2 separate regions of the Homo sapiens genome follow, and region 1 is linked to region 2. A link is a contact called in ENCODE Hi-C or POLR2A ChIA-PET data. All regions are on one chromosome and are shown on one strand. Each heading gives the region's core, a stretch centred on a gene start or an enhancer-like site at or near the end of the contact. The rest is flanking DNA. Distances are from core to core; before and after follow the strand shown.

Region 1 (6,827 bases), core at 3,342-5,841, 2.6 Mb before region 2:
ATAGCTGGAGCCCTAAGAGAAGCTAGGGAGGGAGGTGGGGCAGCTGGGGGCCATGGAGGCTATTTGGGGGCAAGACTGGGGCACCAGGGTCTGAAGGTCTCTAAATTGTAGGGGAGACAAAGTCCAGCCCAGGGCAGCACTCATCCTTCCCGGTCCCTCTGCCACATCTGCCAGCCTGCTTATAATAAAAGTTCCCATTTGCTGAGAGCTGTGAACCAGGCCCTGTTATAAGTGTCTAACACTGAATCATCAGCAAGCTTGTGAGGAGGGCACTATACCATCATCAACTCCTTCCCTGTTTTTCAGATGAAAACTGTGGTCCAGAGAAGGCAGCTTAGTCACCAGGGTCACACAGCAGTTAACGGTGGAAGAGAGACGCAAGCCCAGGGCCTATGCTTATCACTACCCTGTACGTCAATGCTCAGGCAGGTACGAAGGCAGGCACAGACCCTGATCGCAGGGAATGAGCAGGGATTCGCAGGCACTGAGCTCCCGCTGGTGGCCAGATATATGGCTTCATTCTTATAGGGCTTGCTACCGTGAAGGAAAGGAAGGTCACCTGGCTAGTGGTAAGAGACAGTCAGAACTCGAACCCAGGTCTGGGCCACTCGGTTGCCTTCCTGTCTCTAACAGAAGATCCAGAATTTATTTGGGAGAACAAAGCTCCCAAAATTGAGTTTGAACAAAGTGTGTTATGAGAGACAGGTGGCGAACGGGAGAAACAATGCTGCTGGCAAACTCCTGCTCTTCCTTCAGAACCCTTGTGAGATGTCACTGCCTCTGAGAAGCCTTCCCTGACCTGCCACAATAGGTCAGGTCCCTGGTCTGTGTCTTCACAATGCCCAGTGCTTCCCCCATCACATCACCCCCCTTCCTTGGGCCTTCTGGCCTGCCTCTCAAAACCATGGCAGCTGGGTCATCCCAGGCCTGGCTCCTTGTCTCAGGTATGCAGTGTGCGCATGTATCCGCCCACCTGCCTCCCTCCGGGCACATGATCCTAGGCTAGTATCTTGGAGCACTGGGAACTAATGGGATGCCAGGGCTCTCAGGGCAGTGCACTGCCTGTGGGCACTGAAAATCTTGGCTGGGACAAGTCGGTTCTCAGCAGCCCTAGCACCTGAATATTCCCTCAGCAGATGGAAAAACTGATCAGTGGGCGCTATCAGAGCCCTCCTCCTGGTAGAGCACATGAGGCCTGGAGTGCCCCCCTACAGCTAGCTTTAGTCTCTTTCACTGCACTGGAGGAAGCGCTGCTGGCACAGGAAAACCAGACATCCCTGCCCCCATTCCAGTTCTCTTTGCCTGTAAGGTCAGGGTCCCCCAGCCGGGCTAAGCAGACACTGATAGGATGTGTGTGTAGAAGACTCCAGCTAGGCTGCTCCTGCCCCAGGACAGAAGGCAGGGCTGGGCCAGCCTCCCCAGGTGAAAAGATATGCCTGGGCTGGGCCTGGCGAGTGGAAAAAAATTCCCTTAGAAGGAAACAGAGGTGAATTTCCCCATGATTTGCATATGATGGGGGGGCTAGCCCGCCTGCCCCTGGGGAGGGGGGGTGGCCGGGCAGGAACCGAGTAGCAGCTGAGACAGGAAGTTTGAGGCTGGAATTCCCCTCCTGCCACTACCCCAGCTCAGAAACCCCCGAGGTGGGTGCGTGGCTCTGCTTCTCAGGAGCAGGCTCCTCTGAGCACCCCTCATCACAGCCCCTCCTCCCATGTCCCTCCTCCTTCTGGATACAAACACATACTGCATATGGCTGCTCCCAGGGCTCAGCCGCTCCTGGCCCATACCTCCAGAGGAAGGAGTCACACAGATCCAACCTAGCTCCTAGCCCAGCTACATGAGGCTGGACACTGAGAGGGACCCCTTCTAATCTCGAAGCATGGGCTGTGACCTGCTGCCTCTTGGCATGGAAACTGGATTTTCTCAGCCTCCCATCCAGGCTCAGCCCAAGTCAGAGAGAGGAAGACTGGCCTGAAGGTGACAGAAGGAGGGAAGAGCACTCAGCTGCATGCCTGCTGAGCTGGGCCAGGGCCAGCTGGACAGTGAACTTGTCCCACAGGGGCCACAAATTAGGGAGGGCAGAGGCTGATGTCATGCCAGCCTTGGGCAGCCCACCTAGGAGCTCCCTCAGGGCAGCCAGAAAATCATCCCTTCTCAACCCTGTGTCTGGGGTCTCCCCGTCCATGCCAACAGGAACTTTTCCCTGTGAGCCATCCACCCAGCACTGACTCATCAGCCTGCCTTGGAGGGAACTGGGAAAAAAGTGGGGCCAGAGGGTGGAGCCTGGATTGACGGGAGAAGTCTGGGTTTCCCAAGGTCAGCAGCAGCCCTGGCTTCCCTCTCTGCCCCTACCTCCCCACCCCATTCCTGTGCTGGGGGATGGGGGTGGGAGTCACTGGGGGCTGAGTCCTGGCTCTGGCCCCGGGGAACCTCCAGAGACTGGTCCAGCCCAGGCTGCTTCAGCTGAGTCAGTAGGGATCCAAGTTGCAGCTCGCCTGAGGCCAGAGCATCAGGCCACCTGCCCACAACCCATGTAAAGCTGGACCCAGCCTTGAGGTCACTCTTGGACACAGTCACTGGACCTGTTTTCGTGGGAGCCCAGGTCTGAGACAAGAAGGCCTCAGAAGCCCAGCCCCTGAAATAACAACAACAACTGCTACTACCACTGCCTACTACCACTACTATGGTTCCTGAACGCTTGCTCCTCTCCGGGATCCGCACACTCCCTCCTCACAACACCCACCTGAGATCAGGTTCCGAGGGGTGAGTGAGCAGCTGCCCACGGGCTGGTCCCCTTTACAGCCCTGCCTCACATTACAGGAGAGGAGTGGAGACACAGTGCTGGCCTCAGGGAGGGACCCACAGCATAAGGTAAGCTCTGCGGACAGAGGGACCTGGGCTGGAACCCTGCCTCTGTCACTTACCAGTAGCGCGACCCTAGCCTCATAAAAGGCTTTCCCTCCCTCTAGACCAGTCCCTAAGAAGGAAGTCACTTCTTCCAGCCCACCAGAGCTGCAGAGACAGTCATCCTTCCATGTGTCCTGGCCACAGGAGAGATGCGAACCTCATGTGTCCTGGCCACAGAAGTGACACTTACCTCATGGCCACGTTGCTCCCATCGATGACCACTGGTCTCAGGTCGCTGCCCTCCTTTTCCTCTTCTGGGAGTGGAGGCTCCAGGTTGGGAGCCTTAGGGGTGCCACCACCCCGCGGGACTAGAGGGAGCTGAGGGCAGGGGTCCGGTGAGGTCTGGCGCTCCCGCTCGGTGGCTGTCCCGTGTTTCACCAGCTCACCCAGCACCGTGTTGGTGTCTGCCTGGACGCCCAGCTTCTGCAGGACGCTGTGGATCTCCGTGGATGAATAGCCCAGCTTCCGGAAGAAGTCCACCTTCATCTGCAGTTCCAGGGCCGAGGCCTCCTCAGCGGCCAGCTCTTGACCCGGCCTTGGGGTGCCCTGACGGCTGTGGCTGTCCTCAAATTCCCACAGACTCATGGTGGGGCTGGCTTCCAGGACAGGCTTCTCTCCACAGGGGCCACTCATAGCTCAGACTCCTGGAAGGCCCCGCGCCACAGCTCCTACTGAACAACCAACAGGGTTAGGGACGGTGAATAGCGCTCTCTCCTAACCTCCCTCCCAAAACCACATCCAGCAGGATGAGGGATTGGTGGCACTACACACTGCATCGTGTTATTAGTTCAGGTTGTCCTCTCAAAAGCTCTCCCAGCTAGGCATTCCCATTCCCATTCTATAAAGGGAGAAACTGAGGCACAGACATTAAAAACGTGCTCAAGGTCATCCAGCTGTTAGCTGGTGGCTCGAAGATCGGAACTTAGTCTGAACTAAGACTGGAACTACCCCAGCTGTAAAGCCTCGAACCCCCACGCCAACCCAGGGGACCCAGAAGGCAGGGACGGGGCTCTCAGATGGAATCCTGGGGCTGGAAGTGCGTTGCGGGGCCCAAGGCTTCCCCACTGAGGCCACCACTTTCGCCCACCCGTCCGGCACTCAGAGCTCAGGCCCAGGCAGCGCAAGGCCCATGGCCGGACTCCCGGAGCCGGGGAGGGCAAGTTTCTGGGGTGACCCGTGGGGAGAAAAGTTGCTGGAAAACTTTGGTTGGCTGCCGGGAGCTGGTGACGCCGAGGCTGTCCCGGCCCGAGACCCGCGCTTGCTCGGCCCGCGATCCCGATCAGGAACCTGGTGCTCTTCCCCGGCTCTCCCAACTTGGGCAAAGTTGGAGGGGTCCTGAGGCCCGGCGGGCCGGGGAACAGGACCCCGACCCTTCCGTCCCCTCCCCTCTCCACCCCTCCCGTCCCCTCCCGTCCCCTCCCCTCGGCTCGGCTCGGACCCCGCCGGAGCGCTCCCTGCCGCTTCCCCGCCGAGGCCCGCACCCTCCCCGCCGCGCCTCACCCCGCCATGCGCCAGCGGCGGCCGGCGGCGTCTCCATGGGGCCGAGTCCTGGGGGTAAGGACGGCGGCGCCTTTATATGGGGCGGCGCGCGGGCAGGTGGTGGTGAGGCACTGACGCGGAAGCGGGCAAGGGGCGGGGCCGTCCCGGGAGACCGCCCCGGGGGCGGGGCTGCCTCGCCCCTTCCTGCTCCGCTCCTCGCGTCGCGGCCCCGCCCCCGCGGCCGCTGCGCGCCGGACGGGGCCCAAGCGGGGGTCGGAGCCTCAAGGCTGCGGCGGCGACGAGCTCCGAGCGGGACACTGAACGGCCCGTATGCGCAAGATAAGCACGGACTGAATCAGGTACACGCACCTGCCGGGGACGCACTGACCGAGGTGCGGACGGCGGTACCAGGACAGGTAAAGCCGCGAACACTCGGACCTAAGAACTTGACAGGTACACCCTGCCTGATGAAGCTACGTACGGCCAGGTGCGCATCGAGTGAATCAGGTACGCGGAGGTTGGTCCACGCACCTTGGAGGCAGGTCCATGGTTATAGACAGGTACATCCAGACAGGCACTTTTCAGATGGAGTCAGGCCCCCTCAAGACACACTGTGCTTAAAGCCGTCACACAGAGGTTGGCCACCCCCGGGGCCAGGTACACTTTTCCTGAAATCTGTACTTTACTAGGACCAAAAGGCAGGTTCAGTCAGCAGATGCACAATGACCGAGGCAGAAAACCAGGCAAAAGAGGGCCATTTACCCCAATCACCACATGAATACTGTCCACACAAGAATACTGTCACCCATACCGCAGAACTCACTGAGCGCCCCCACTGGAGGAGCACCCTTGCTCCATGAAGATGCTTTTAGTTTCCCAGGTCAGACCTGATCCCTCGCATGAGCACAGCACTTTACAGGCTTACACTCACGGGCTTACAGACAGAGGTCATTATGCTGATGTTACCCTTGAGAAATTCTGCAAAGGCTAAACTGCCCCAGCTGGAAAGACTCGAACCAGGATGGAGAGCTCCTATTCTAGTGCTCCTATTATTTGCCATTTTTGTGAACCACGAGTGACTGAGGGCAGAGGGGAGCCTGGCTTCCTATGTGTGTGTGTGTGTGTGCGTGCGTGTGTGTGAGTGAGAGAGAGAGAGAGAAAACACAGAGCCCACACGCTGGAGGACAGAGCCACATGCCACCAGTGCTTACTATGTGCCAGTCCTTTGTTACATTCTCTCTACCTCATCATAGGCATGTATCCTATAAGTGCTAGTGTTATAATAAATACTTGTTTATTGTAAAAGACACCATAGACACAACTGTACATGTACAGCTTAAAGAATAATAGTAATAATAAAAAAGCCATGTATCCATCACCTAACTTAAAAAATAGACCAGTGCCAGTACCTTGAGGCCCTCTGGGTGCCCCCATCACAGCCTCCTGCCCACATCCTGAAGAACTAGTTTCCTGAACTTTAATTGTGCTAGTCATTCTCTTGCTTTTTCTTGTAGTTTTACCACCTCTGTATGCATCCCTAAGTGGGATATTGTATAGTTTTGCTATTTTTTACTTTGTGTAAACGGAGTCATTCCATAATTATGTGACTTCCTTTTTCATACAGCATTATATTTTTAAAAATCCATTTTGATTGCCTGCATACCTGTAATTTATTTTACTACTGAATAGTGTCCCATTTTATGAATATACCACTGGTTACTTATTCAGTCACCTGCTGTTGGATGTTGTTTCTAGGATTTTTTTTCTATTACAAAGACTGTGCTTTGGATATTCTTGTATGTATCTTAATGAAATTGTACAGTGGAGGAAATGGATGTTCAGAGATTCAGAAAGGTGAAGTCACCTGCTCAGGCTCTGGGGGCTGGTGGAGCTGGAACTCATGTAGCTCTCTCCAAGGCAGTCCATCTCCCCATCCACACCTGCTTGTTCGGGAGGCCACCAAAGACCCCAGGGAGGCAGGCGTGTACGTCTCTATCTGGACCCTGAGGCTGTTCCTCTGGGCTTGCTTGCTCTTACCTAGCGGTGTTCCTGCTTTGTTGCCTGGTCATCTTTGAAGACCCCAAAGTGTCCCCTTCTCTGCTCCCCAGGCACAGCAGCTCCAGGGGCTTGGCAACCCAAGGAGAGAGGAAACACAAGGCCCCCTGCTGCATGCCAGCTCACATCCCATGCTGGGCACCTCACATGCTTGCTGTCACTCCAGCTGAGTGCGGTGCCGGCGGCACCCCTAACCTCACAACAGTCCCTTTTACAGATGAGAAGAGCTCAGTTATGTTAAGCATTTATTCGCTATAGCAACTACCTTTAAGATAGTAAAAACATTAAGTGATGTGTCCAGGTTAATAATGATAATGACAATACTAATCAATCATAGAGATAATGCCTCCCATTTATAGAGTGCTCACTGGGTGGCAGGCACCAGCTAG
Region 2 (6,340 bases), core at 86-2,585:
CCTAGCAACATGGTGAAACCCAGTCTCTACAAAAAGTACAAAAATTAGCCAGGCCTGGTGGTGTGCATCTGTGGTCCCAGCTACTCGGAAGGCTGAAGTGGGAGGATCACTTGAGCCCAGGAGGTTGAGGCTGCAGTGAGCTATGATTGTGCCACTGCACTCTAGCCTGGGCAACAGAGCGAGAGTCCTGTTAAAAAAAAAAAAAAAAGCGGCCAGGCGCAGTGGCTCACGCCTGTAATCCCAGCACTTTGGGAGGCCGATGCGGGCAGATCACCTGAGGTCGGGAGTTCGAGACCAGCTTCCCCAACATGGAGAAACCCCTTCTCTATTAAAAATACAAAATTAGCCGGGCGTGGTGGTGCATGCCTGTGATCCCAGCTACTCAGGAGGCTGAGGCAGGGGAATCACTTGAACCTGGGAGGCGGAGGTTGCGGTGAGCCGAGATCACGCCATTGCACTCCAGCCCAGGCAACAAGAGTGAAATTGAACAACAACAACAAAAAAGGTGGGAAGGTAGATGAAAAAGCATCAATAAGGCACTGAGGTGTGAAACAGTGTGGTCTGCCGGGTTTAGTATGTGCGAGCAAAATAAATATGCAGGCTGAGATTAGTGGGATGAGGGTGGGAAGGGCCTTGTGGGAGCATTAACAAGCTTGAGCTTTGGGACTTTTCTGTATATGATAAAATTGATGTCTGTATAGGGTACAGTGGGGACACAGAGGAGGAAGTGAATACTTGTACCCAAGAGGTCATGTAAGACTTAGGTTTTACTATATTTGAATTATTTTTACACTAACAATAGCCACATTTATTTCCCTGCTGGCTGTGTGCCTGCCACAGTACTTTACAAATATTATCTCTTCCAACCCTCACACCATCCTTGCGAAATGGGTGTTATTACCTCTACACAGAAGGGGAAGGGAGGCTCAGACAGGTTAATAATGTTCCCAAGGTCACTAGAAAGCTAGCCCGGATCCCAAGAGGTCTTAAAGCACTAAAATATACTCTTCTAAGAAGAGCTTCTTGAGGTCAGGGATCATGTCTTTTGTTTTTGCGTGCCCAGACCTAGGTCTTAGAAGACGCCTAATAAACATCAGTTGAAAAAAATGACTGGATGATCTTTCACTTTTTCCACGCAGAAAACACGTGGCGACATCACTGAGAAACCTCCCGGCCAACAGAGGGCGCGACGTCCATTTCAGCGCAGTGGGGCCCAGTTGCGGACGCCTAGCTTCCTTCCGTCCTTTGGCTGAAGTTCAGCCAATCCCTGCGCTCCGAGAGAGCCGGCGGCCAGTGGGCAGGGTCACAGGGCAAGGTCCCGCGGGCCGCTGGGTGCGGCGACTTCCGTGCTCCCGGCGAGCGGGCGGAGAGCGGGGGCCGCACTGGGGAGTGTGGGCTGGGCCGCAGGTGAGCGCGCGGTCCCGGCGAGCAGGTCGGGTCAGCCCAGGCCAGTAACCTCTGAGTTACGGGAGGAGTGATCGCTAGGGTCCACCCCGGTCCCGGCCAGATCTGCCAGCTCCCCTCTCTGGCGGGTGTTCTGGTGCCAAGTCTGGGAGCCCAGGTAGCCCTCCGCAGACAGGGCTTCTCGGCACCTCAATGAGGACGGACGTTGATGAGGCCATGAATGAGGTGGGCTAGGGACAGGGGACCGGGAGACTCACAGAAGGGAGAAGGGTAGCCATTTGGATGGACCTTCGCCTTACTTGCGCTCCCATTCCTGGACTGCGCTCTAGTGACTGTCAGGGCTAATTCTTCCGCCTTCTCAGGCCTCCTGTGTCCTTGTTAGTAGTTCTTGAATTTGGGACTACGGCTTCTGGCCTCGTTGGGCCTCCGGGCCCTCGCACTGGGGCAGGTTTCCCAGCAGCCCAGTTGACCTTTACCGGATGCTTTTGGCAGACGTCCTCCATGCCGGGCTGGAAATATGCGTCACAGTGTTTTTCAGACACTTTTGCCTCTTTCATTGTGATACCCTGCCTGGGGACGACTATGATGGAGTCTTTAGGTTTTTGTAATCAGCAAAGGCATCTGTTATGCTCCTGCCACCTTTTGGGGGAGAGTGGGTGGAGGATGTTGTGATTTTACACTAGGGAGTTTGGGCTGTCATTCATTCGTTCAGCAGACCTTTTTTGGGCACTCTGCCAGGCAGGGTAGGAGAGGTGCCTGGATGGATAGGGCATAATTGGGCCAGACAGACACGGTTCTTAGCCTTTTGGAGCTTAAAGTGTCTTGAGAAACGCAGACAGGGTAAGCCAGCATCGTGCCTGACACAGAGTAAGTGGTTATAAGTGTCGAATAAAGGAATGAATTGACTTATTTGGGAATGATTAGAATGTGAGCAGGACGGTAGCGAGAGACTTTATGCTGCATGTGAGAGATAGTTGTGAACTCATGCGCGATATGTTTTAAGACAGGTTTGGAAATCTGAACGGACAGTTGCTATTTAGGGAAGCATTTACTTATACAGAGGACTTGCTTTAAAGGTGGAAGTAAAATGGAGAAGTATTAGGTTTGGGATTCTTCAGAGGTGCCTCTTTTAACTATTACTATGTCTCTGAATTTCATAAATCCCTGAGTACAATCTCAGAGTTTGGGAAAAGGAAAGCTCTTCTAGGTAATGAAATGCCAGGCTGATGGGAAAAAACTGTAGGAAGCTCTCCCTAAGTCCAGGGTTTGGACAGAAACCGTATACCTCTGCAGTGTGTTCTTCCCACTAGAAAGAGTGTAGGCTTTGAAATTGGAGAGGCCTGGGTTCAAAATCAGTGGCTCTATCACTTCTAGTGATCTTGGATAAGTTAACATAATGTCTGTGAGCCTTTGTGGCCTTCACAAGAGTCTGGGCTAATAATTCCTACATCATAGAGGTGTTATGAGGATCAAATGATGATTAGTGTGTAAATTGTCATCATAGTGCCTGGTGCTGAGACAATAAGCGGGGGAGTCTTGGAGATGCTGCAATTTTTTTTTTTTTTTTAAATTTCATGATGCTGCCTTATTGCAGGGGTCCTTAACCCCCTGGGCCACAGACCAGTGGTGGTCTTCAGCCCATTAGAAACTGGGCTGCACAGCAGGAGGTGAGCGGTGGGCAAGCTGGCAAGCATTACCGCCTGAGCTCCACCTTCTGATAGATCAGCAGCGGCATTAGATTCTCACAGGAGTGCAAACTCTATTGTGAACTGCGCATGTGAGGGATCTACGTTGTGTGCCCCTTATGAGAATCTAATGCCTGATGATCTGAGCTGGAACAGTTTCATCCCGAAACCATCCCTCTCCAACCCCCATCTGTGGAAAAATTGTCTTCCACGAAACTGGTCCCTGGTGCCAAATATAGATTGGGGACCGCTGCCTTATAGTGTTACGTCTAGAGAACATTGGGATTCCTTCAAAGAGAATTGGAACCAAAGAGAGAGGGGGAGAATCATCTTATCCTTGGTGAGGTTTCGATTGTTCACTTTAGATCAGAGATAGTAGTGTTGGAGAAATACCTACAGGGGCATAAACAGAAAGATCTTTTAGTGGATACTTTTGGGCAAGTCTCTTAACCCTCTGATAGTGGGTTATGTATCTACCTCACGTGGTGGACATGAGGATTAAGAGAGTGAGTGTATATGAAGCACCTAGCCCAAGGCCTGGCATGTAAGTGCTCAATAAATGGTAGCTGTGTTATTATAACTGTGAATGATCTTTGATAATTGATAATGGTAATAATCATTTGAGATGGAATTGGCCATTAGAGTGATCCAATTTGTGTGTTTTTACATTACTTTGGTATTGCCCTACTTCAATTCAGGAGGCCCTGAGGCCATTCCACTCCGCTCCCCGCCCCACCCCACCCCACCCCACCCCCCGGGCTTGTACAGTGATTTTTCACAGAAAATCTTCAGGTTCTGCGGTATCCAGAGTATGTATAATGATTTGTGATATTTTCAGGAGCTTTTTATGTAAATATGAAGGTATGGGTTTGGTTGAAGATAGGATTTTTTTTTTTTTCTTGAGACGGAGTTTCGTTCTGCCGCCCAGGCTGGAGTGCAGTGGCTTGATCTTAGCTCACTGCAACCTCCGCCTCCCAGGTTCAAGTGATTCTCCTGCCTCAGCCTCCTGAGTAATGGGGATTACAAGCCTCCCAAAGTTCTGGAATTACAGGTGTGAGCCACCGTCTTTAGCCAAGATAGGATATTTTGAAAATGGTTTAGTCAGCAGATTTGTAAAGTATAGGTTTGTTCCATTGTTAGAAAAGCCAGGTTCAGAACAGGATAAAACCATTATCTATTTACCTAAAATCCAGAATAATTAGGTAATGCATTATGTATTTGACTGTTTAAATATGCTCCTTATGCTTTACATGAGGAAAAGGAACGACTTTTCATATTGTGAAACCAGGAGATTCATCGTAGATTGTGTTTCATGGGGAAAAGGTGGCCGGCTGTGCTCATGGAGAAATTTCATAGAGCAGAGAAAGGCATCTTTTTCCCTTCTTGAAATGTTGGCAGACTAGGTCCTGGGGTCAACAATAGGCTTGAAGCTCTATTAGGTAAGGCTCAGAGGTCCCCTTGTGGGGAACATTGTCATATATTGGTGCACACTTGTCAAAGAGTACGGTCCGTAAAATGGAGATCCTTCCTTCTTCCCTAACAATGGAATCTTTTGAAATTTCCTAGATTATTTCAGGGATCCACCTCTCGCATTGCTCTGCACGGGGGTGGGTGCTCAGTAAATTGTGCCAGGCTGGCCAGGTGTGGTGGCTCACGCCTGTAATTCCAGCACTTTGGGAGGCTGAGGTGGGTGAATCACGAGGTCAGGAGTTCAAGACCAGCCTGACCAACATGGTGAAACCCTGTCTCTACTAAAAAAATACAGAAATTAGCTGTAATCCCAGCTACTTGGGAGGCTGAGGCAGATAATTGCTTGAACCTGGGAGGTGGAGGGTGCGGTGAGCTGAGATCGTGCCACTGCACTCCAGCCTGGGCGACAGAGCAAGACTCCGTCTCAAAAAAAAAAAAAAATTGTGCCAGGCTGCCTGGTAAGTGGAGAGCTCTAGTGGGTTGCTCTTATTTGGTGGGAGATGATGCTGGGTTCTCTAATGCTGCCTTGTGCTTTTCCGCAGATGTCATGTGGCCTGTGTTTTGGACCGTGGTTCGTACCTATGCTCCTTATGTCACATTCCCTGTTGCCTTCGTGGTCGGGGCTGTGGGTTACCACCTGGAATGGTTCATCAGGGGAAAGGACCCCCAGCCCGTGGAGGAGGAAAAGAGCATCTCAGAGCGCCGGGAGGATCGCAAGCTGGATGAGCTTCTAGGCAAGGACCACACGCAGGTGGTGAGCCTTAAGGACAAGCTAGAATTTGCCCCGAAAGCTGTGCTGAACAGAAACCGCCCAGAGAAGAATTAATGGAGGACACAGGGCCCTATGGTCCTACTGTGGGTGGTGACTTGTCCTGCTACCATGTTGACAGAGCCCCAGAACCCACATCTAATTGGCTTTGTTGCTTATTCTGGCCCTTCCCACACCACACAGCCACACAAATACTGGCTGCTCCTTGATGGCCAGGCAGACCCAGCAGCAGCCGAGGGGCCAGTGAAGAGGAAGGCCGCATCTGTTGTGTGGTGGCCACAAGCACTCAGGCATCTGAGTTTACTGGTGCACTGCTGGGAGGAGAGTTATGAGATGAACATTGGCTGTCAATCTCTGTGGGCAGGCGGTTTGGCCTCTAGTGGGAATGGCTGGGATTTGGGCGTTGCCTTTAGGAGGGATACCTGCATGTCTAGTTCCAGTCTGCACTGGAAAGAATTCAAATATGCACCTGGCTCCCTTCACTATTTTGCCCTATCCTTTGTGCTCATTCTTACTGAAATCTGTCTTGTCAGCTCAGGAATGGGATTCCCCCAGGAAGGAAAGCACTTTTCTGTTCTGGGAAGCCCAGACTGTTCACTTTGGGGCAGGGACGAACATGTGCCTCGTGAATTTGCTTGAAAACAGTCACCATCTTCTACCCCCATCACTGTATAGTGAAAAACCTGATTAAAGTGGTATCTGAGAACCATAATGATCGAATCTTATCATCCAGGTGGTATTTGGGGGTCTTCTTAGGAGTTAGGCAAGTACAGGCATTTTAGAGCAGGATAACATTGGTATTAAAGGGTGCCAAGGAGCCCTGGAAACTGCTTTACTAGTGCGGTTGCACTGAACCCTGGAGGCACAGATTCCCAGGAACCTTTTTACCATTATTACAATTGGCTGCAGCACCTTCAAGTCTAAATGGAGGTAGACCTCACATACACACACATAGACGCCTTTCCCTATAAAAGTATATACGCACATTCAAGAAAATTTGGTAGGGATTTTA

Evidence for each region. A loop is a pair of places that touch in the nucleus more often than their neighbours do. ChIA-PET counts read pairs that join two places held with the same protein, here RNA polymerase II (POLR2A). Pooled maps may share reads with other maps.
Region 1: a loop to region 2 is called in a map of ascending aorta, with 4 times the contacts of the local background. The contact joins the promoter of LITATS1 here to the promoter of SMIM12 in region 2. A Hi-C loop is called at or near these places in 1 of 168 maps with a recorded cell type or tissue (ascending aorta) and 13 of 50 pooled maps. POLR2A ChIA-PET finds 5 or more read pairs at or near these places in 1 of 52 experiments (activated CD8-positive, alpha-beta memory T cell).

The regions. Positions count from the first base shown.
Region 1 is chr1:37,472,207-37,479,033 of GRCh38, reverse strand. It overlaps LITATS1 (lncRNA induced by TGF-beta and antagonizes TGF-beta signaling 1), which reads left to right and starts at 4,591. Exons shown (of 3, transcript NR_038842.1): 1 at 4,591-4,890. ZC3H12A (zinc finger CCCH-type containing 12A) reads right to left here and starts at 4,454. Exons shown (of 6, transcript NM_025079.3): 1 at 4,405-4,454; 2 at 3,095-3,575. The coding sequence starts at 3,537. RefSeq lists enhancers at 1-109, 1,500-1,799, 3,510-3,609 and silencers at 4,260-4,719, 5,180-5,279.
Region 2 is chr1:34,854,744-34,861,083 of GRCh38, reverse strand. It overlaps SMIM12 (small integral membrane protein 12), which reads left to right and starts at 1,335. Exons shown (of 2, transcript NM_138428.6): 1 at 1,335-1,407; 2 at 5,102-6,340. The coding sequence starts at 5,107. The coding sequence ends at 5,385. RefSeq lists a silencer at 1,384-1,513.